Regions from separate parts of the Homo sapiens genome. Here region 2 is linked to region 1. The links are chromatin loops, found by intact Hi-C in ENCODE. Cell type or tissue: CD4-positive, alpha-beta T cell. All regions are shown on one strand. Links, peaks and the distances in the headings refer to the core of each region. The heading gives the core; the rest is flanking DNA. Region 1 has its middle 13 kb from the start of GPR156. Region 2 holds the start of LOC124906274 (a long non-coding RNA gene).

What was found. Hi-C counts contacts between places; a loop is a spot of excess contacts. Peaks named below come from ENCODE experiments on the same cell type or tissue, not always from the same donor. Only the 100,000 strongest peaks of a DNase experiment are listed, where the experiment ranks them.
Region 2: it touches region 1 in a loop (2.0-fold over the local background); 2 of 110 quality-filtered maps call a loop at or near these places.

What each region holds. Positions count from the first base shown.
Region 1 is chr3:120,291,978-120,304,098 of GRCh38, reverse strand. No RefSeq gene overlaps it. Among named protein-coding and RNA genes, the nearest start is that of GPR156, 13 kb to the right of the region's middle. In CD4-positive, alpha-beta T cell, for the core only: no CTCF peak of the experiment used is centred there; no DNase peak of the experiment used is centred there.
Region 2 is chr3:120,362,367-120,374,487 of GRCh38, reverse strand. LOC124906274 (a long non-coding RNA gene) reads left to right here and starts at 6,223. Exons shown (of 4, transcript XR_007096033.1): 1 at 6,223-6,260; 2 at 6,490-6,610; 3 at 7,945-8,092; 4 at 8,268-11,957. It also overlaps the pseudogene BTNL12P. RefSeq lists an enhancer at 6,424-7,623. In CD4-positive, alpha-beta T cell, for the core only: no CTCF peak of the experiment used is centred there; no DNase peak of the experiment used is centred there.

The sequences.
Region 1 (12,121 bases), core at 2,150-10,149:
CTTTTCATTGTTTTTAAATGCGTGATTATGAGATAATTTAACAGGTATCCAATTGATGTTACATTGTTTCCAGTTTTTCTGTGGCTATTTTTTTGTTACATTTGATTTTGCTATTACAAATACCATCCTTGAAAATATAATTTGTCATACATTATGTATTATATCTGTAGTCTCAATTCTTAACTGTGGAATTGCAAGAATAAATGAGATATGCATTTGTGTCCTTTTGCTATAATACAACTGTAATTGTAAGTAGAGTGCTTTCCTGAATTCTTTGTAGCCAGCTGGTCAGAGGTGAGGGTGACCTGGGGAAGTTGAACTTGCAGATACTGCCTGAAGTGAGGGCAGTTTGGCCTAACTCTGGTAGTTGGTGTTAGAACTCATAGGGAAGGAGAATCTCTAGGCAGAAGTCAGGACTGTGAGGTCCAGTCACCCCTACCTTTGGGGAGAGTCTAGTTATATGACACAAAGAGTTAAGAAAATTAACTTCCATTCATGCTCATTACTAAAAAGTTGAGCAACTCTGTGAATTAGCAAATGGACTGTCCATCTGGAATGTTCTTTCATATGTCTGTTCTAAAGACTTGGTCTGATAGGCTACTTCTACAGCCCAAGGGAAGATAATAATTTCATCGAGGGCTGTAAGTTATTCAACATTTTGTCCCTCTCTGAGAACCTACAAGAGTGCTTCCCTATGATAGATAATTAAAATAATAATAGTAGTAATAGTAGTAGTAATTATTTTATTTTATTTTACTTTTATTTTTCTTAGAGATGATGTCTCGCTTTGTCACCTAGCTTGGAGTGCAGTGGTGCAATCTCGGCTCTCTACAGCTATGACCCCCCAGGCTCAAGTTATCCTCCTGCCTCAGCCCCCCAAGTAGCTGGGACTACAGGCATGCACCACCACACCCAGCTCTTTCTTGTTTTCTGTTTTTTGTAGAGATGGGGTTTTGCCATGTTGCCCAGGCTGGTCTCAAACTCCTGCGCTCAGGCAATCTGCCCTCCTTGGCCTCCCAAAGTGTTGAGATTACAAGCGTAAGCCACCACACCTGGCCAGTAATAATAATTTAATAGAACTCAGGAAGATCCACATATGGTCAAAGGCCTTGAGAATCACTTATCTTATGAGTTAAAAAAGAAAAGGTCAAGCCAAAACAATAAATATGGAAAGGAAATGTGATGACAGTTTATGAAATCATGAAAAGTGTAACTGAGGCAACCCAGAGAATGCTTAAATTCCCAATTATTTAAATATTGAAGCAAGAAAATTTAACACAAGCATATACACAGTGTCTAACAGACTGTGAATTAGTGCAAACTGCAAATTTCAAAAGAGTTTAAAGGAAACTCAAGAAATACAAACTAAAATAGATAATTTATTAAGGAAAAATATTCAGGAAATTTATCATAACTTTCTGAGGTCATGGAGCAGAATCAAGCATTTGTACAATATGTGCTTAGTATTCGCTCCAGAAGTAGAGGCCTCAAAGGAGATAAATGGCAATGACTCAGTCTCATCCCCTAAAAGGAGGGGACCCAATTACATCAGACTTGGCTCAGCCTGCTTAGGATTCGCTGAGGCTCATTCAGTTGCCCAGTCATGTTGGTACTCTTCGACCTGCCCTCAGTTGTCAGTTTACGCACCCCAAAAGAAATCATTTTAGTCTTTTCTCTGGGGTCCCTGACACATTTCCAGTTCTACTGGCACCGTTGTGTACTCTGGTAGGGAGGGATACCGAATAAGTCTTGGCAATTTGTTACTATTTATTAAGGAGTCCAGCTCCAGGTCAAAATCCTATGTGTGATCTTTCAGGCCTGATCATAAGCAATTACTGGGCTTTGCCTGGCAGGCCTGATTGAGGAGAAGCTGCCTCCCCATACCACACTTGCACTGGCAGTGCGTTGTACTTTTCTGAAGGGAGTTGCAGTCAAGAACTCGGCCCTTCTTCTCCCTACCCCAACCAGCCATGCATATTCATAATCCTGGCCCTGGTCCCTTCATTCACTGGCCTCCTTACTGGGGGCCTTGCTGAGGCACTTCTTTTTTCCACTTTGACTCAGTACCTTTCTACTCCTAGACCTTCCCACTCTCTCTCTCTCCCCCTGTCTCTCAGGTCTATAAAGAGGCAGGAGTCTTTTGTTCTGGGCTCTTTAACAGTGAGACGATTCCCTCCATGTGTACAGCACTCATCTGAAAAGTTTTCAAAGTACGTACATTAACAACCTAAATGCTCAGCAATAAGGATTGTGCAAATAAATTTTGGTACATTTATAAAAGACTATGCAGATATTTTAAATGATAATGACATAAAAAGATTGATTATAGGCAGTTTAAAGCAACATGTGCTCTGTATTTGCAGTCATGTAAAAAAAAAGTATGCAAACAGCATAGGTATGAATGATCACCTCCACAATATTACCAGTGGTTACCTCTGGGTGGTAAAGTAATGCACGTTTCATTTTCTTGCCTATCTATATTTTCTAATCTAGGATCACCCAACCATGTATTATTTCTGTAATAAGAAAAAAACTGATAAAAGTTATTATTTTTAATATACATACTCCTTGAAGGGGCAATTTTATATCTAGGAATTCATCTTAAGGAAAAAACTGTAAGCATGCATGCAAGATTTAGCTATAGTAATGTTTATTGCAAGGTTGTTTCTAATAGTGAAAATTTTAGAAATAACTCAATTTCTAGTGTTAGGGGATTGGGAAAATAAATTTTAATATATTCATAGATTATAAAACTAGGTAGGTAAATTAAATATTTAATGATCTTGAAAATGTTCATAATATCTTAATAGGTTAAACAAAACAAACAGGTTACACAACACGTATTTTCATACCCTTTGACCCAGCAAATTCCACTTCTACGAAATACTAACACAAAGAATCAAGTGACACAATCTTGATTGTGTCATTTCAGTGACAAAAAATAGAAGCTACACAAATTTTATCAATGGAGAATGCCAAAACAAACAATGGCAGATTCCTATAGTGGACTACTAACAACTGTTGGAAATAATGAAATAGATCTCTATGAGCGAACATGGAAAATGTTTTGATATATTCTTAAGTGAAGATATATAGAAGGATTCTGAAGTACATTCTATCCTAAATTTTACATCTCTATACCATTTTAATAGCTATTCACAAGCATCTATACATTTTAAAATCAGGAAAAAATGTTAAATATATATAGTATGATGTATGTATGTGTGTGTGTTTATAATATGCCTAGCTCTGAAAGAATATTTACCAAAATGTTGACAGTGGTTATTTCTGGGTGGTGGGATTAGAACTGATTTTTATTTTATTATTTTTGTTAATTCTGTATCCTTTGAGATTTTTGCAATACATATATTACTTTTATAACAAGAAAACTTAAAACTGCTATAAATGGAAAAACTTTAAAATTTCTAAACCTATAGGCTTGTTTAGAGCTCCTGGGTTTCCACAGCTTCTCACAGGCAGAGGCAGCTTAGTTAAAAGCAAAACAGACAAAGAAGCCCAGTCACAAAACACCACATATTTTATGATCCCATTCATATGAACAGGGAAATCTATAGAGATAGAAAGTAGATTAGAGATTGCTTAGGTCTGAGTCTGAGGTGGGAGCTTGGTGGGTGGGGGGAAAGATGGGGACTAGAAGTTGATAGCTAAATGGTGTGGGATTTCTTATTTTTCCTTTTAAAAACTTATTTCCTTTACGCCTGTAATCCCAGCACTTTGGGAGGCCGAGGTGGGCAGATCACCTGAGGTAAGGAGTCCGAGACCAGCCTGGCCAACATGGTGAAACCCGGTCTCTACTAAAAATATAAAAACTGGGCAGGGCACCTGTAATCTCAGCTCTTTGGGAGGCCAAGGCGGGCAGATTACCTGAGGTCAGAGGTTCAAGACCAGCCTGACCAACATGGCGAAACCCTGTCTCTACTAAAAATACAAAAATTAGCCGGGCACGGTGACGAATGCCTGTAATCCCAGCTACAAGGGAGGCTGAGATAGGAGAATTGCTTGAACATGGGAGCCGGAGGTTGCAGTGAGCCGAGATTGCGCCATTGCACTCTAGCCCAGGCAACAGTGTGAGACTCCGTCTCAAAAAACAAATGAAGAGACAAACAAACAAAAATTAGCTGGATACGGTTCCAGCTACTCAGGAGGCTGAGGCTAAGGCAGGAGAATTGCTTGAACCAGGGAGCCGGAAGTTGCATTGAGCCGAGATTGTGCCACTGCTCTCCAGCCTGGGTGACAGAGCAAGACTCCATCTTAAAAAAAAAAAAAAAAAAAAACAAATAAAAACTTATTTCCTTTTATGCTTTATGCCATTTTATATTGGCAAGTATATGCTACAGTGGTTTAACAGAATTTTAGATTTCAAGAAAGCTCCACAGCATCAGAGTCATGCTGCTTTATTATTCCTATTTTCCAGATGAGGAAACAGAGGTTAGAGAGAAGTAGAGTAGAGGGTGTTGGTGGCATGACTCACAAGTGGAGGCAAGAAGCTTGTCTGCCTTGGCAGTGTATGCCCATTCTATACTGCTGCTGTGACTGTTAAGTGTAAGCCCATGGAGATGGGCTATAAACAATCTTTCCAAAGGCCTCTTTATAATGTCTTGTTTTTTGGTAAATTGTGGTAAATATATATATTACCATTTTGACCATTTTTAAGTCTACAGTTCTGTGGCATTAAGTACATTCACATTGTTATGCAACCATCACCATCATTCACTAAGAAAATAACTATGTATATTAAGACAAGCAGGGTTGATCTGGGGATTTTAGTGGCTGAAATTAAATTCAATCCTTTTAAGACACTGGCATCCTAAAATTCAAGATTCAAATTCCTGGGACAGGAAGTGTATTTGTTTTAGTGTGGCTTGTGCCCACTATTGTGGTCAGGAGAGTGGGGTTTCAAGATTGGCAGACCACTAGAATTGCATGGGAGGGACAGTGGGAGGCAGACATTTTCCAAAGGAGTGAACTTGGGGCAGGAAAAAAATACTTGATGACCACTAAATGTGGTTACCATTTAGTGGTCATAATATATTTGTTAACTAGAATTTTGTTTAATCAAAATGGTTTATATAATGTGATCATGCCAGATAATAATATACAAAAAATTTGTACTATATTATAGACACAACTGTGTTTGTGGATGGGGCAATGTGAACTAATATTAACTGAGCATGGAATTAGGGCATCAGATGGTGTGTCATATTCCAGAATAAGCTGTGAAATACTGAAATAGAAGATTGGTTTCCCTAGGAAGTTTGAAACTGCAAACTATTTTCATTTCTTAAGTGCTATATTGATTCTAGTTACAAAATAAATGCTACATGAGCTTCATGTCAACCTATAAAAGTTGTAATGGCTTAAAAAATTACAAGCGTAGTTAAAAGATAAATGATAGATTGGGGAAAGTGCTTCCATACATAACAACATATTAAAGAGTTACTATCCATAATATGCAAAAAATTCCTGCAGGTTGAAAAGAAAAAGACCAGTAGCTCAAAAGAAAAATGAGCTAAGTATACGAATAAGCAATTTACAGAACAAAAAGTCCTTAGAGGGAAAAAGACTTCAGTAGTAGTCAGTGAAATACAAATTAAAGGAACAACAAACTATCACTATTCACTTATCAGAATGGCTAAAATTATGCAGAGCACATTGTTACAGCCTTTTATTTTATTAATTAATTTATTTATTTATGTATTTATTTTTATTTTATGTATTTTTTTTTTTTTTGAGACAGAGTCTCACTCTGTTGTCCAGGCTGGAGTGCAGTGGCACAATCTCGGTTCACTGCAACCTCTGCCTCCCAAGTTCAAGTGATTCTCTTGGCTCAGCCTCCTGAGCAGCTGAGATTACAGGTTCCTGCCACCACACCCGGGTAATTTTTTTAAATTTTTAGTAGAGACGGGGTTTCACCATGTAGGACAGGTTGGTCTTGAACTCCAGACCTCAGATGATCAACCCGCCTCGGCCTTCCAAAGTGTTGGGATTACAGGCAGGAGCCACTGTGCCTGGCCTGTTACAGCTTTTTAGATGACAATCTATTAACATTTTAAGTAGTCCAGTCTCATATCTGGTCATCAATCCCTCAGAAATTAAAGTACCAGGGAATTTGGATATACATGTAAGAACGATTATTGAAACATTGATGGCAATAGCTATTTTTTTAAAAAAGGAAGTTGAATGTCATAGCTAGGGGATCTCTTGAATAAATTTTGGTACATCCACAGCATGGAACATTGCATGAGGTCTAAAATAAAAGAATGAATTAGAACTTATACCAGTTGAATTGGAAGAATTGTTGTGACTTTCTTTAATTAGAAAAGCAAGAAGCAGAGAAGTGTATATACCATGATAATCCATTTTGTAAAATAAACAAGAACAAAAAACTGATATAGATATATTAGCATGGAAAAATTAAGAAAAGCTATACATTGCTTAACTTGTTAAATAGCTGGGAGTAGGGGAAAGCAGTGAGGGGGAGAGTCAGGTAAGAAAAGACTAGAAAAGAGGGTGTCCAAAAGAAAACCAAGCATGCACAAAATGATTCCATTTGTGCATATATGCATGGATGTGTGCATAAAGAGATGCATGAAAATATGTTTGCTGAAACATTACCCGTGATTAATGCAGGAGGTGGAGGTTTATTCCCTTTCTTATATGTCTATGTATTTGAATTTTTACAATAAGTACATGGTTTATATACAATCAAAGCATGTTATTTATTTGTTTTATTTTGTTGTTGTTTTGTTTTTTGAGGTGGAGTCTTGCTCTTTTGCCAGGCTGGAGTGCAGTGGTGCGATCTCGGCTCACTGCAACCTCCACCTCCCAGGTTCAAGCGATCCTCCTGCCTCAGCCTCCCAAGTAGCTGGGACTACAGGTGCGTGCCACCACACCCAGCTAATTTTTGTATTTTTAGTAGAAACGGGGTTTCACCGTGTTGGCCAGAATGGTCTTGATCTCTTGATCTCGTGATCTGCCTGCCTCGGCCTCCCAAAGTGCTGGGATTACAGGCTTGTGCCACTGCGCCCAGCTGGATGTTATTTATTTTTAAAGGTATGTGTGGCCAATTGCCTTGGGGGTTGATGATAAAACAGAAACACACCCTGCCTTGCAGACCCTGTGGGGAGATAGGAGGACACAGCCAGCTGTAACATATATCTGTAGTTAGTGAGGGCTAGAACTGAGGCGCAGTGCTGGGAAGGAAACATGAATTGATACCACAGATCTGACTGCAAAGATCTGGAAGAACATCATTATAGGAGAAGGTACTGGAGCCGGATCTTGGAGGCTTGGGAGCAATTCAACGGGTAAAGATGGAAATAAAGAGAAATCCAGGACAGGGTGAGCAAAATCATCAGAGGCGTTAAAAACACAGGGTATATACAAAGATTGGGAATTGGCCCCGCTTGGTACAAGTGGAACACAGGTGTTGAGTGGATAGAAGATTGGAAAGGTAAGCTGATTCCCAATTGTAAAAGGTTTTCTTTTTTTAAAATTTTAAGTTATTTTTTGAATTTTTATTTTAGTTTTGGGGGTACATGTGAAGGTTTGTTACATAGATAAACTTGTCATGGGGATCTGTTGTACATCACCCAGGTATTAAGCTCAGTACCCAATAGTTATCATTTCTGCTCCTCTCCCTCCTCCCATCCGCCCTGTTGAAGTAAACTCCAGTGTTTGTTGTTTTCTTCTTTGTGTTCATAAATTCTTTTCATTTAGCCCCCACTTATAAATGAGAACATGTGCTATTTGGTTTTCTGTTCCTGTGTTAGTTTGCTAAGGATGATAGACCCCAGCTCCATCACGTTCCTGCAAAAGACATGATCTCCTTCTTTCTTATGGCTGCATAAGATTCCATAGTGTATATGTACTACATTTTCTTTATCCAGTCTGTCATTGATGGACACTTAGGTTCATTCTATGTCTTTGCTATTGTGAATAGTGCTGCAATGAACATTCGCATACATGTGTCTTTACGGTAGAATGCTTTATATTCCTCTGGGTATATACCCAGTAATGGGATTGCTGGGTTGAATGGTAGTCCTGCTTTTAGCTCTTTGAGGAATCTCCATACTCCTTTCCACAATGATTGAACTAATTTACATTCCCACCAATAGTGTAAAGTGTTCCTATTTCTCCACAGCCTCACCAGCATCTTTTTCTTGACTTTTTAATAATCGTGTGAGATGGTGTTTCATTGCAGTTTTGATTTGCATTTCTCTAATGATCAGTGATGTTGATCTTTTTTTCACGTTTTTTGGCCGCATAAATGTCTTCTTTTGAGAAGTGTCTGTTCATGTCCTTTGCCCACTTTTTAATGGAGTTGCTTGTATTTTTCTTGTAAGTTTAAGTTCCATGGAGATGCTGGATATTAGACCTTTGTCAGATGGATAGATTGCAAAAATGTTCTCCCAGTCTGTAGGTTGTTCACTCTGATTATAGTTTCTTTTACTGTGCAGAAGCTCTTAAGTTTAATTAGATCCCACGTCAATTTTTGCTTTTGTTGCAGTTGCTTTGGTGTCTTTGTTATGGTATCTTTATCCATCCCTAGGTCCAGGATGATCCCTAGGTTTTCTTCCAGGACTTTTATAGTTTTGGGCTTTACATTTAAGTCTTTAATCCATCTTTTTAAAATTATTATTATACTTTAAGTTCTAGGGTACATGTGCATAACATGCAGGTTTGTTACATATGTATACATGTGCCATGTTGGTTTGCTGCACCCATTAACTCGTCATTTAATCCATCTTGAGTTGATTTTTGTATATGGTTTAAGGAAGGGGTCCAGCTTCAGTCTTCTACTTATGGCTAGTCAGTTATCCCAGCACCATTTATTAAATAGGGAGTCTTTTCCCCATTGTGGTTTTTGTCAGCTTTGTAAAAGATCAGATGGTCAGCTTTATTTCTGGGTTCTCTTTTCTGTCCATTGGTCTATGTGGCCGTTTTTGTACCAGTACCATGCTGTTTTGGTCACTGTAGCCTTGCAGTATAGTTTGAAGTTGGGTAGTATGATTCCTCCAGCTTTGCTCTTTTTGCTTAGGATTGCCTTGGCTATTTGGGCTCTCTTTTGGTTCCATATTAATTTTAAAATAAATTTTTCTAGTTATATGAAGAATGTCATTGGTAGTTTAATAGGGATAGCATTGAATCTATAAGTTGCTTTGGGCATTATAGCCATTTTAATGATACTGATTCTCCCTATGCCTGAGCATGGAATGTTTTTCTATTTGTTCATGTCATCTCTGATTTCTTTCAGCAGTGTTTTATAATTCTCATTGTAGAGATCTTTCACCTCTCTGGTTAGCCATATTCCTAGGTATTTTATTTTTGTGTGTGTGGCAATTGTGAATGGAACTGCCTTTCTGATTTGGTTCTCAGTTTGGTTGTTGATGGTGTATAGGAGTGCCAGTAATTTTTGTACATTGATTTTACATCCTGCAACTTTTCTGAAGCTGTTTATCAGCTGAAGGAGCTTTTGGGCCAAGACTATGGGGTTTTCTAGATATAGAATCATGTCATCTGCAGATAGTTTGACTTTCTCTCTTCCTATTTGGATGCCCTTTATTTCTTTTTCTTGCCTGATTGCCCTTGGCTAGGACTTCCAATATTATGTTGAACAGGAGTGGTGAGAGAGGGCATCCTTGTTTTATGCCACTTTTCAAAGGAAATGCTTCCAGCTTTTGCCCTTCAGTATGATGTTGGCTGTGGGTTTGTCACTGATGGCTGCATTTTGAGGTATGTTCCCTCAGTACCTAATTTGTTGAGAGTTTTTAACACAAAGGGATGTTGAATTTTTTTGAAAGCTTTTTCTGCATCTATTGAGATGATCATGAGGTTTTTGTCTTTAGTTCTGTTTATGAGATGAATCACATTTATGGATTTTCTTGTGTTGAACCAATGTCGCATGCTGGGGATGAAGCATATTTGGTCATGGTGGATTAGCTTTTTGATGTGCTGCTGGATTCAGTTTGCCAGTATTGTATTGAGGATTTTTGCATTAATGTTCATCAGGGATATTGGCCTCAGGTTTTCTTTTTTTGTTGTATCTCTGACAGATTTTGGTAGCAAGATGATGCCAGCCTCATAGAATGAGTTGGGGAGAAGCCCCTCCTCCTCACTTTTTTGGAATAGTTTCTGTAGGAATGGTTTCAAACTCTTTACCTCAAATGATCCACCTTTCCCGGCTTCCTAAAGTGCTGGGATTACAGGCATGAGCCATCAAGCTCTGCCTGACTTTTGTTATTTCTTGTTTTCTGCTAGATTTGGGGCTGATTTGTTCTTGCTTCTCTAATTCTGTCATGAATTTAAGTTGTTAATTTAGATATCTTTCTAACTTTTTGATGTGGGTGCTATGAATTTCCCTCTTAATACTGCCTTAGCTGTGTCCCAGAGGTTCTGGTATATTGTATCTTTGTTTTCATTATTTTCAAAAAACTTCCTGATTTCTGCCTTAATTTAATTATTTATTCAAAAGTCATTCAGGAGCATGTAGTTTAATTTTTATGGGATTGTATGGTTTTTAGCAGTTTTCATTGTGTTGACTTCTATTTTATTTTTCTTTGAGATGGAGTCTTGCTCTGTCGCCCAGGCTGGAGTGCAGTGGTGCAATCTCGGCTCACTGCAATCTCTGCCTCCTGGGTTCAAGCAATTTTCCTGCCTCAGCCTCCTGAGTAGCTGGGATTACAGGGTTGTGCTACCACGCCTGGCTAATTTTTGTATTTTTAGTAGAGACGAGGTTTCACTATGTTGGTCAGGCTGGTCTCAATCTCCTGACCTCATGATCTGCCTGCCTTGGCCTCCCGAAGTGCTGGGATTACAGGCATGAATCACCACACCCGACCGACTTCTACTTTTATTGTGCTGTGAACCTAGAGTATGTTTGATATGATTTCAGTTCTTTTACATATGTTGAGGATGTTTTATGTCCAATTATGTGGTCAATTTGAGAGTATGTGCCATGTGGCAATGAGAAGAATGTATGTTCTGTTGTTTTGGGGTGGAGACTTCTGTAAAGATCTATCAGATCCATTTGGTCCAATGCTGAGTTTAGGTCCTGAATATCTTTGTTAATTTTCTGCCTCAATGATCTAATACTGTCAGTGGGGTGTTGAAGTCTCCCACTATTACTGTGTGACAGTGTATCTCTTTGTAGGTCTTTACGAGCTTGCTTTATGAATCTGGGTGCTCCTGTGTTGGGTGCATATATATTTAGGATAGTTAGGTTTTCTTGTTGAATTGAACCCTTTACCATCATGGAATGCTCTTCCTTGTCTTTTTAAATCTCTGTTGGTTTGAAATTTGTTTTGTCTGAAATTAGGATTACAACCCCTGCTGATTTCTGTTTTCCATTTGTTTGGTAGATTTTTCTCCATCCGTTTATTATGAGCCCATGAGTGTCATTACATATGAGATGGATCTCTTGAAGACAGCAGACCATTGGGTTTTGCTTTCTTATCCAGCTTGCCACTCTGTGCATTTTTAAGTGGGGCATTTAAGTTTATATTCAAGGTTAGTATTGACATGTGTGGATTTGATCCTGTCATTGTGCTGTTAGCTGGTTACTATGTTGGCTTGTGTGTGTGGTTGCTTTACAGTGACCCTGGTCTGTGTAAGTGTGTTTTTGTATAAGCTGGTAGTGGTTTTTCCTTTCTATATTTAGTGCTCCTTTCAAGATCTCTTGTAATGCAAGTCTAGTGGTAATGAAGTCCCTCAACATTTGCTTAGCTAAAAAGGATCTTATTTCTCCTTCACTTAGGAAGCTTAGTTTGGCTGGATAGGAAATTCTTGATGGAAGTTTTTTCTTTAAGGATGTTAAATATCCCAGCCTGTCAAACATGCTGAAACCCCATCTCTACTAAAAATACAAAAATTAGCTGGGCATGGTGGCAGGTGTCTGTAATCCCAGCTATTTGGGAGGCTGAGGCAGGCACATCACTTGAATCTGGGAGGCAGAGGTTGCAGTGAGCTGGGATTGCGCCACTGCACTCCAGCCTGGGCGACACAGCGATACTCCATCTCAAAAAAAAAAAAATTGTTGAATATAGACCCCCTAATTTCTTCTGGCTTATAGGGCTTCAGCTGAAAGGCCCACTGTTAGCCT
Region 2 (12,121 bases), core at 2,746-10,745, 70 kb before region 1:
CTTCAGCAAAGTCTCAGGATACAAAATCAATGTACAAAAATCACAAGCATTCTTATACACCAATAACAGACAAACAGACAGCCAAATCATGAGTGAACTCCCATTCACAATTGCTTCAAAGAGAATAAAATACCTAGGAATCCAACTTACAAGGGATGTGAAGGACCTCTTCAAGGAAAACTACAAACCACTGCTCAATGAAATAAAAGAGGATACAAATATATGGAAGAACATTCCATGATCATGTGTAGGAAGAATCAACATCATGAAAATGGCCATACTGCCCAAGGTAATTTATAGATTCAATGCCATCCCCATCAAGCTACCAATGACTTTCTTCAAAGAATTGGAAAAAACTACTTTAAAGTTCATATGGAACCAAAAAAGAGCCCCCATCGCCAAGTCAATCCTAAGTCAAAAGAACAAAGCTGGAGGCATCACGCTACCTGACTTCAAACTATACTACAAGGCTACAGTAACCAAAACAGCATGGTACTGGTACCAAAACAGAGATATAGATCAATGGAACAGAACAGAGCCCTTAGAAATAATGCCGCATATCTACAACTATCTGATCTTTGACAAACCTGAGAAAAACAAGCAATGGGGAAAGGATTCCCTATTTAATAAATGGTGCTGGGAAAATTGGTTAGCCATATGTAGAAAGCTGAAACTGGATCCCTTCCTTACACCTTATACAAAAATCAATTCAAGATGGATTAAAGACTTAAACGTTAGACCTAAAACCATAAAAACCCTAGAAGAAAACCTAGGCATTACCATTCAGGACATAGGCATGGGCAAGGACTTCATGTCCAAAACACCAAAAGCAATGGCAACAAAAGACAAAATTGACAAATGGGATCTAATTAAATTAAAGAGATTCTGCACAGCAAAAGAAACTACCATCAGAGTGAACAGGCAACCTACAAAATGGGAGAAAATTTTCACAACCTACTCATCTGACAAAGGGCTAATATCCAGAATCTACAATGAACTCAGACAAATTTACAAGAAAAAAACAAACAACCCCATCAAAAAGTGGGCGAAGGACATGAACAGACACTTCTCAAAAGAAGACATTTATGCAGCAAAAAAACACATGAAAAAATGCTCACCATCACTGGCCATCAGAGAAATGCAAATCAAAACCACTATGAGATACCATCTCATACCAGTTAGAATGGCAATCATTAAAAAGTCAGGAAACAACAGGTGCTAGAGAGGATGTGGAGAAATAGGAACACTTCTACACTGTTGGTGGGACTGTAAACTAGTTCAACCATTGTGGAAGTCAGTGTGGCGATTCCTCAGGGATCTAGAACTAGAAATACCGTTTGACCCAGCCATCCCATTACTGGTTATATACCCAAAGGACTACAAATCATGCTGCTATAAAGACACATGCACACGTATGTTTATTGCGGCATTATTCACAATAGCAAAGACTTGGAACCAACCCAAATGTCCAACAATGATAGACTGGATTAAGAAAACGTGGCACATATACACCATGGAATACTATGCAGCCATAAAAAATGATGAGTTCATGTCCTTTGTAGGGACATGGATGAAATTGGAAATCATCATTCTCAGTAAACTATCGGAAGAACAAAAAACCAAACACCGCATATTCTCACTCATAGGTGGGAATTGAACAAAGAGATCACATGGACACAGGAAGGGGAATATCACACTCTGGGGACTGTGGTGGGGTGGGGGGAGGGGGGAGGGATAGCATTGGGAGATATACCTAATGCTAGATGACGATTTAGTGGGTGCAGCGCACCAGCAAGGCACATGTATACATATGTAACTAACCTGCACAATGTGCACATGTACCCTAAAACTTAAAAGTATAATAAACAAAAACACGTTAAAAAAAAAGAAAGATCTCAAAGCAATAACCTAATCTTTTAAATGAAATTACTAGAAAAAGAAATTAAAACTAAACCCAAGGCAAGTAGAAGGAAGGAAATAACAAAGGCTAGAATGGAAGTAAATGAAATAGAGAATAGAAAAATAGGGAAAATAAACAAAACCAAAAGTTAAAGAATTAAAAGAAAAATTAACACCAATCCTGCACAACCTTTTCCAAAAAACAGAAGATAAGGGACACATTTCAACTTATCCTATGAGGCCAATATTATCCTCATAACAAAACCAGACCAAGACATCACAAGAAAACTACAGACCAATATCTCTTACAAATGAATACAGATGCAAAAAGCCTCAACAAAATACCACCAAACTGAATCTACCAACATAGAAAAAGACTTACATACCATGACCAAGTAGGGTTTATCCCAGGAATACAAAGTTGGCTCAATATACAAAAATTAATTAGTGCAATATATCATATTAATAGAATAAAGGACAAAGCCCACATGATCATCTCAACAGATGCAGAAAATACATTTGGCAAAATCCTAAATTTATTCATGATAAAAACACTCAGAAAACAAGCAACGGAAGAGAACTTTCTCAACCTGATATTGTTCATTTACAGTAATAACAACCTACAGCTAACATCATAGTTGATGATGAAAGATTGAATGCTTTCTCCCAGAGATCTACTCTTAGTTTTTCTATTCAGCATTGTACTGGAGGTTCTAGCCAGGGCAATTAGAAAGAAAATTAAATACAAGTAATCAAGATTGGAAAGGAAGAAGTAAAACTATTTCTATTCATAGATAACGTGGTCTTCTATATAGAAAATACTAAGGAATCCACAAAAATCTACTGTTATTTCTTTCTATTAGCAATAAGCATTCTAAAATGAAATTAAGAAAACAATTACATTTCCAAAGCATGAAAAAGAATAAAATACTTAGGAATAAATTTAACAAAAGAATTGTAAGACTTATACATGGAAAACTGCCAAACATCATTGAAGATAATTTAAAAAGACCTAAACAAATGGAAAGACATCTGTGTTCATAGATAGAAGACTTAGTATCATTAAAATGCCAATACTCCCAAAATGAATCTATAGATTCCATACATTCCTTATTGAAACCCCAGGTGCCTGTTTGGCAGAAATTGACAAGTTCATCCTAAAATTCATATGAAAATGCTGAAATAGGAATAATCAAAGCTATCTTCAAAAAGAAGAACAATGTTAAAAGAACACACTCCTCTGTGACAAAACTTACTAAAAAGCTATAGTAGTCAAGACAGTGTGGTACTGGCATAAGTACAGACACATAGATCAATGGAATATAATTGAAAGCCCAGAAATAAACCTTTACATTTATAGTAACTTGATTTTCAATAAGGCCATCAAGACAATTCCATGGGGGAAAGAATAGCCTTTTGAATAAATGGTCCTGGGATGTTGGACACCTATCTCATGCCAAAAACAAAAATTAATTTAAAGGAATCATAAGCCTGGAGGTAGGAGCTAACATTATAAAACTCTTAGAAGAAAACATATGAGTAAATCTTTGTGACTTAGATTAGGCAATAATTTTTTAGATATAACACCAAAAGCACAAGTGACAAAAAAAAAGATAAATTGTACTTCATCAAAATCAGAAAATTTACTGCTTCAAATGACATCATCAAGAAGTGAAAAGACAACTCAGAAGGGGAGAAAATTTCTGCAAGTCAAATATTTGATAAGGAATTGGTATTCAAAATATATCAACTCTTACAACTCAATAATAAAAAGATAAATAACCCATTTTTAATGGAGAAAGAATTTGAATAGACATTTCTCCAAAGAAGATGTACAAATAACCAGTAAGCATATTGAAAGATGCCCAAGATTAGCCACCAGAGAGATGCAAATCAAAACCACAAATGTCACTCACATCTACTAGAATGACTAGAATAAAAAAGATCATGAGTGCTGGCAAGGATGTTGACAAATCAGTAACCTCATACATTGCTGGTAGGAATGTAAAATTGTGCAGCTGCTTTGGAAAATAGTCTGGCAGTTCCTCAAAGGGTTAAAAAATAGTTACCATATGACCCAGCAATTCCACTCATAGGTATATACCCAAGATAAATGAAATTTAACATAAATTTCCACATAAAAACATATATGTGAATGTTCACAGCAACATCATTCATCAGAGACAAAAAGTGAAATCAACCCAAATCTTCATCAACTGATGAATGGATAAATAAAATGTGGTAATATCCATATAATGGAATAAACTATTATCCAGAAATAAAAAGAAATGAAGTGCTAACATATGCTACAACATGGATGAACCTTTAAAACATTATGCCAAGTAAAAGAAGCCAGTTTAAAAAGACCACATATTGTATAATTTCAGTTATATGAAAGATCTAAAATAGGCAAATCTATATAGCTAGAAAGTAGGTTAGTGGTTGCCTAGGACTGGGGGATATGGTGAAGGGAATGGAGAGTGACTGTGAATGAGCATGAGGTTTATTTTTAGGGTAATTAAAATGTTCTAAATGATAAGAGTGGTGACGATTTCACAATTTTGTGAATATACTAAAACAATTAAATTGTACACTTCAAATGGGTGAATTTTATGGCATGTAAACCATTTTTCATAAAGATATTTTTTAAAGATTTAAAAAATATAGCTTTTTTGGACTAAAAATAATATATGTTCATTATAGAATGTTGCATAAAACACAAGTACAAAAGAGAAAACAAAAAATGCCTACAATCCTATCATTCAGAGGTTACCAGTAATTACTGTTCATATTATGATAATAATAATAATAATACATCCTATCTTTTAAATCTCCATATAGTTAAACAACTGGGGCTCATGCTACACATACAAGCTACTATTTTGCTTTTTAAAATTTTAACATGATAGTGCGGGTATTTTCCCAAGTCATTAAAAATTTAAATAAATACTCTTAACGGTTGTAAATATTTACGGCTAGTTACTGGGAGATCCAGGATTGCAATAGTGTTTTGAATGCTTTGATTAATTGCCAGGCCCCTACAGACTAGACCTGAAAGGTAACTGCCCAACCTTTGCATGAAGTCAGACTCCATTAATACTTCTTGTATAGAGTGTGTATTACCTTGGACAATTATCTCACCTCTCTGGACTTCTGTTTAGTCACCCCTATATGCTGTGATTGGTAGATGATGGCCAAAGTCCCTGCCAGAGCTAACCCTCCAAAGAAGTCTTAATAAGATCTCTAAGTCAGGGATACAGGAAAGTAGAAGGAATTAGCTCACCGTGCAAGTGTATTCATCACCATCCCTTCCTTCTTGATGGAGAGGCAGGTGAGGTCACAGGTGGCAGAATAAATCAATGACCTCAGCCTGAGGCTACAGATACTTTGACACAAGGAACTTAAGGCCCACGAGTCAACCACATAGTGGAATGTGCCCAGGCCTTTGTTAATAATTAGACCCAAGTTCAAGTCCTGGGTTGTAAGACTGTCAGCTGTGTAGCCTTTGGTAAATACTTAACCTTCTCTCAGCCTTGGTTTCCTCCTCTGCTAAATACTGTAATGTTAGTATCTAACTCAGAGGTCATTGTGGGGTTAAATACCTTATGCAAAAGTACCTGGGTCCACCCTAGCATATGGTATGTGTTCAGTAAATACCTGTTCTTTTTCTAACATGCTTTTTTTTTTCAAATTCCTAACTTGAAAAAGTTTAGACAGTTTAGAAGTAATAGAACAGCTACACAAAAAAGTATCCATCAAAATTTCTCTGGAGGACTCAATTAAGATTCCCCAGAATGTAGACAGCCTTTGATACGGCAACTTAAAGACTGCTCAGAATTTGAGTGGGAGCAGTGACTCTATTTCTTGCCTCCTTGCTTATTACACAGGGAATCCCCTTCTCCAAACATATATGACTTAGATCTATTCATGCAGTCTATAGTCTTAGATCTGTAAGTGCAGTGTGGTATATGCATAAGAAAAATGAAGTGCATGAACTTTAGATTCAGAAAGAATGGGTTTGAATCCTGAGTCTTGTGCTTGTTAGCTATGTCCTTAGTCAAATTATTTAACTTGTTGGTTTTCTCATATAGAAGAGGGGCAGTAATAACAATTAAAATAGAGGTAAAGATTAAAGTGACATATGTAAAGTGCCAGGCACATGGTGAGAGGCTAATAAATGGCCACTATGACTACTCAGCCTGCCACGTCATAAAGCTGATGTTCTGTGCAGAGGAAAAGAAACCTCATCAATAGTAAGAGCCACATCTATCAGGAGAAAGCTGTCAGTCTCTGAAGCATGTTCTTTTTTCAAGCCCAGAGAGACTCCACTTCACCACCTTATCTTGCCCAAGGCTCCAAGCGTATGTTCCTGATGCTTCTTTAAATCCCCAAAGTGCGAAGGCATGCCTGATATATTTGACATTCAGTAAATATTAATGAATGATGACTTTTCTGTGGTGAAATGCACCCCACTTTCACTGTTCCTTTCGGATTTGCACTTACTTGGATACTTGTGGATGATTCTGAAGAGCTGGTTGTTCACATCTGTCTCTGTTATGTGGCAGAGATATTTCTCATTTAACTTGACAGGGTATTTCAGGATGGAGAACACCCTGTAGAAGCCATTCATCTGCTCCTCCAGGATTTCCACGATGCTGTGGTTGCTCAGGTCCCTCTCTGTCCGGTCCAGCCATGTCACAATGGGCGTGAGGTACTAGTCCTTTGAGATGCATGTGGCCACATCCTCATCATCAATCCTGTCAAATTGCACCTGGGGCATTTCAGAGTCTGATTGGAAAAAATAACAAAACAATTAGTTCCTTTTTTATTTCAGCCCCAAGAGGCTCAGGCTAGCAGAATACATGCTCTCGCTTTTTACATTAACCCGTTATGTAGGCAATATATCTTGAGATTCACTGTAGTTAAAATTTTGATCCAAGCATAGTAAGAGAAGAACAGGATACATGTATGCTCCTGCCTTTCAGTTCTCATCTATCACTGCTGCCTTTATCTTTTGGAATCTTCCCCTCTTTGAGTGGATTCATTCCAGATTCACCACTGAACTCCACATACCCTGCTGAGAACCACAGAAGATAACGAATTATTCTCACAACCACCACCTTCTCATGTCTTCCAACTCTTATCCTGGAGGAATTCTGCCATGCCTTCCCCAATCCCTGAAAGTCTCTGATGGGGGAAAAGCTCTTCATGCAATCCTGTGAAGGGTAAGGATCCCTGGATCACTACGGAGATCCACTGATCCAGTCCAACCTACATTTTAATAGTGAGAAAAGTGAAGCCTAGAAAAGCTAAATGAGTTACCCAAAGTCATCCAAAATTAGAATATGGGCCTCCTGACTCCCAATGCGGGGCTCTTCTCACTAAACCATATGTCATATCTCAGCGTTTTCATGTAAGACTGTTATATCATATTTTGATTTTTCAGTGTTACAACTTGTTTGGAGAGTTTTTGATAGACCAGTGCTTGTTGTTGTTGTTGTTGTTAATGTTTTGTTTGTCTGTGTGAATGAATAATGTATACAGGTATAGATACAGCATCTTTCGCTCAGGGCAATATTTTTAGCTAAGACGAATTGACGTGTTGGGAATAAGAAGAACTGATAATAATTTGAGTAAAAGGGGAAAAGTGAGAGAACTAGATAAGTTGTCACTGTTATAACTTATGAATAGAGACAGAGCTTGAAATCAAGTTCATTCAATAAATTCCCTTACCTTCTACTATTAGCTTAATTGTACTTTCACCTCTTCCATCTGGTGTGATGGCTGAGCACTTGTAGATAGCTTCATCCATGAAATCCACATTTCTTAGTAAAAGTGATAGAGTCCCCTCAGAAATTTCAGCCTGGTCCACAGATACTCTTCCCTCATACAAGGAATTTTGATCTTCTAGTTGCTCTGTGTTATTGTGAAACTGGTAAACCAACTTCGAGAAAACTTCAAAAAAATCAAGGTACTTGAAAAGGAGGTAATATTCTTTATTATCCTCTACCTCATATGCCTGTTTGATGTCTTCTCTTTCCCAAGAAAACTCAAGATTTTCAGTGCCCTTCACAAAGGAGAAATGACAGGAGAGGGTAACATCAGTGAATGGGTGGGCCCGCAGCTCCTCTGTAGACACCGAGAATGTCAAAGAAGAAATGAAGTTAATAAAGACCAATCAGCACTGCATCAGGTAAGATTTAATAAGCGATAAAAGAAATCACTCTAGCTATTTCATGCATAAGGGATTTAGTACAGAGAACTAGACACTTACAAAATCATTGGGAGGCTGAAGAAATGAGCCCAAAGAAGGGCATGGAAGGTGAGATGTGTAATATCTGTGTCTGTCCTCCCCCACATTATGCTAGGCTCAACAACACTGCAGTACTGGTCTTCTGGAAGAACAGTTGCCTCTGCCTTATCAAGAAGCTGGTGATGCAGGAAGTCATCACCACGGGTGTTGCTTCCATAGCCAATCTGCACCTGCTAGATTGCACTGGCCAATGAAAGAATGCGTCATGCACTATAACCTTTCTCCCCACTTCAATCAGTTGCCATTTAATTCTTGAGAAAATATATCTGATTGGCAGACTCTAAGTCATTCCCAGAACCCTAACTGCAAAGGAATCTTGGAAATATGTTTTACTCTCCAGTTTCAGCAATCCAGGAATGCACATCAGAAAGGCGGGAAAAGATGTTCAGTAAGTAAGTCTATTCTACCTGCCACAAATATCTACCAATCTGGGCAGAGCTATCCATAGCAGGACCTGAGGGCTATAGGGAATATAGCCATGCACTATGTATATTCATAGAATAATGACATGGAATAGAATGCTGATGTGTTATATTTGCAAGAAAGCTTACAGATCCTCTGATTCAATGTTTTTGAACTATTTTCCCCAAAGCCCACCTCATAGGTTGCCACTGATGACCAGGTGAAGAGCAAGTCAGTGAGATCTCCACTCCCTTAACACTTCAATCAGAACAATCCCTCCCTAATTTACTTTATAAATTAGGCTTCCAAATTGAATTCTTCTGTAAAATGTCTCTGCTACTAAAAGACAAAACTGATTCCCAGGAAGCACAATTGCTTAAGATCACAAAGTAAGATACTAGTACCACTGCAAAAAGAAACGAGACCTCTCAGAATTTAAAAAGAACCATTAGGGTCATGGTTACCAAACTTTCGAACATAAAAGACTAATTAAATTCTCAGCTTGAGTAAGAGAGAATAATGAGACTTAAACATTATGAAAATATGGACTCCAGTAGGAAGGCATTTTTTTTCCTTCTAGAGACACTATGCAGGTAACAAACAAGCAGTGGAAAGGCAGAAGAGTTGGTCAGTGTGAGCCTAAATAAGACTACTATTTGATATTTCATCTCACCTCATTATATCAAATAAGGTGAGATGAAATAGAAGGCAAAATAGGTTATGCACCAAGACCAAATTCAAATGGTAACTTAGTAGACAAGGAAGCTTCCAAGCCATCAGCCAAGCAAAGAACAGCCTAAGAGACATGTAATAGAGAACATTCCAGATGAATGACAGATACAATCTGCTCATTCCAGTAGTGATAATCACGTGGCTGTTGATGGGGGTGCCCAGATATTTGGTCAGACATTATTCTGAATGTGTCTATGAGGGTGTTTCTGGATAAGATTAACATTTGAGTGGACAGACTGAGTAAAACAGATTGTCTTCCCTAATGTAGGTGCCCTCATCTAATCAGTTGAAGTTCTAAATAGAACAAAAAAGCCAACCTTCCTTCAAGTAAGAGGGAACTCCTGCTTTTACTGCTTGAGCAGTCTTTTCCTGCCTTCAGACTCAGACTAGAACTATACCATAGACTGTTCTGCACCTCCAGCTCGCTGACTGCAGATCTTGGGACTTCTCAACCTCCACAAGCACAGCTGCATGACCCAATTTCTTCAAAAAAAAAATCAGGCTCTCTCTCCCTCTCTCTCTACCCCCCCGCCAACCCCCTCTCTCTCTCTTTTCCAGTTTGTTCTGTTTCTCTGGAGAACTCTGACCATATCTGGTAACATTTATCAAGTATTTACAATGTTCTAAACATATTCTAGGAGCTTTTCTGGCATTAATTCATTTAATCTGATACTAACACTGAGGCAGGTAATTATCCCCAATTTACTACTGAGAAAACCAAGGCACAGTGGGTGAAGTAAGTTACTCAAGGATACACAGCTAGTGAGCAGTAGAGCTGTCATTCAATGCTAGGCAGTCTGACTCCAAAGCTCTCCAACTGAAATGTGCTCTTTTGTCTCCTAATAGTAGGCACTGGTTCGAAGTTTGATGAATGAATCAGTGACTAATTAAATGAATTAATGACTACAAGACAGGCTGGAAAGGAGGCAAAGAGAAATAACTTGCATAACCTTTAGAAGGATTGATTTGCAAGTAAAAACCTGAAGTGCTTTCTTGCTCAAATTATTTTTCTGAAGTGGTTATCACCAAAAAGCAGTGTTTTATAATTTTTGTGGGACTTTATTTTTGTAAAATCCTGGTCTGACGAATTGTAAATCCAAGTTCTAGTTCTAAGTACCCCCTTACTAATCATTTGGCATCAGGAAAGGCACTTAATCTCTCTGAGTTATAGCTTCCTTGTGTATAATTAGAATTATAACACCTGTCCGAGGTTTTAATGAAATACCATGGGATCTTACAGACTGTTTTTATATGACATGGCTCGGTCATTTTCCAGAAGGACAGGAGTAAAGTAGATGAGTGGACACTTTAGTAAGCTGTTCCCCCACCCCAATGTCTCTCACAAGAATATGTAGTTTACCCATGAGTGGTCCTTGATTCTACCTTCTCCAGTTGTACTCAGGAGTTCTTGCTACAGTTGTACCCTTTCTGGCCCAAGGGAAGGGGTCTCAAACTCAGGGATCCAAAGGCTCTAGCCAATGCATCATGAAACACAACTTCCTGCTGATGTAACTAGTATAAAGGACAATTTCTAACTGATATGTCTGCAGATGGCCCTGCTTGAATCTGAGTAACTCCTTTGTCTATTTCAATCTGTGTTATTTCTAAACCATGTGTCTTTAGCTTCCCAAGCCTTAAGAGGCCGAGGCAAAAGCTCAGAAAAAGGTTAATAATGTGGGAAAACACTTAGAAAAATGTAGAAAGATACTGTCTAACGCATCTGCCATGGTACCTAGCACATAGTATTAAGTTCTTAATATTGCTACAAAATGTGAGATTAGAATCAACAGATCATTCTCTTTCTTGCCTACATACATACCTATTCCTTTATTTGGTTGAGTTTTTCCTAACTATGAGTGGATTACCACCTTACTTTTCTTACTGCTCTCCTCTACCCGCACACACACACACACCCCCCAACACCCAGCCCCCCCGCCCTCCTCCCCACCACACACACACACACACACACACACACACACACACAGAATAATCAAACATCAAGAGAAAAGAGCCAGCAAATGTAACCTGGGTTGACCAGGCCTTGTACTAACTCCTGAGTTGAACTCTGGAGCCTGAGGATGCCTTCAAGCTGCTGCCACCTTTAAGGGACTGACAGAACTGCTGCAGGTCTCTGGAAGATGGCATAAGCCTGAAGACTATAAATGTGTTTGATCACTTTATGGAGTAGTTATACAGCCAGATTTGGGATACACAGTGTTTTTTTAAAAAACTTTTGCTTATGGACTTTTGGTTAGCTGAATCATATTAACATTTCCAACATCTGTATATTGTTTGTCACCAAGAGAGTTGAAGATTTGAGTACAAAAAGACTTACATAAACCCTTTGTTGACTGCCCATCCAGATTTTTCAGGACAGACCTGATTTCAAATATTTTGGATGCTACACTATAAATTGGCACTTGTCAGAGTCACTTGAAAGTGGGTGTCTAGTATTGTTTTGTTTGGTTTGGTTGGGAGGTTCACACTATAGATACGACTGAGATTAGTCATTCAGATATGGCTTCAAATGGACAAACCAAATTGGGGGGGGTGGGGTGGAAGTTTTTCTCATTTAAAAAAAGAAAGCAGAATAAACAATAATGATTTATAATATGTGTCTGTTATTTTCTCCCATCTGCTCTTAACCATTTCCTATGAAGTAAATATAGATTTTTAAAATAAATACAATTTTTCCTGTAAAAAATAAATTTGTTATTTTCATATAACAAATGAAAAGAATGAGATTCAGAGAGATTATGTCGTTTATCTCCAAAC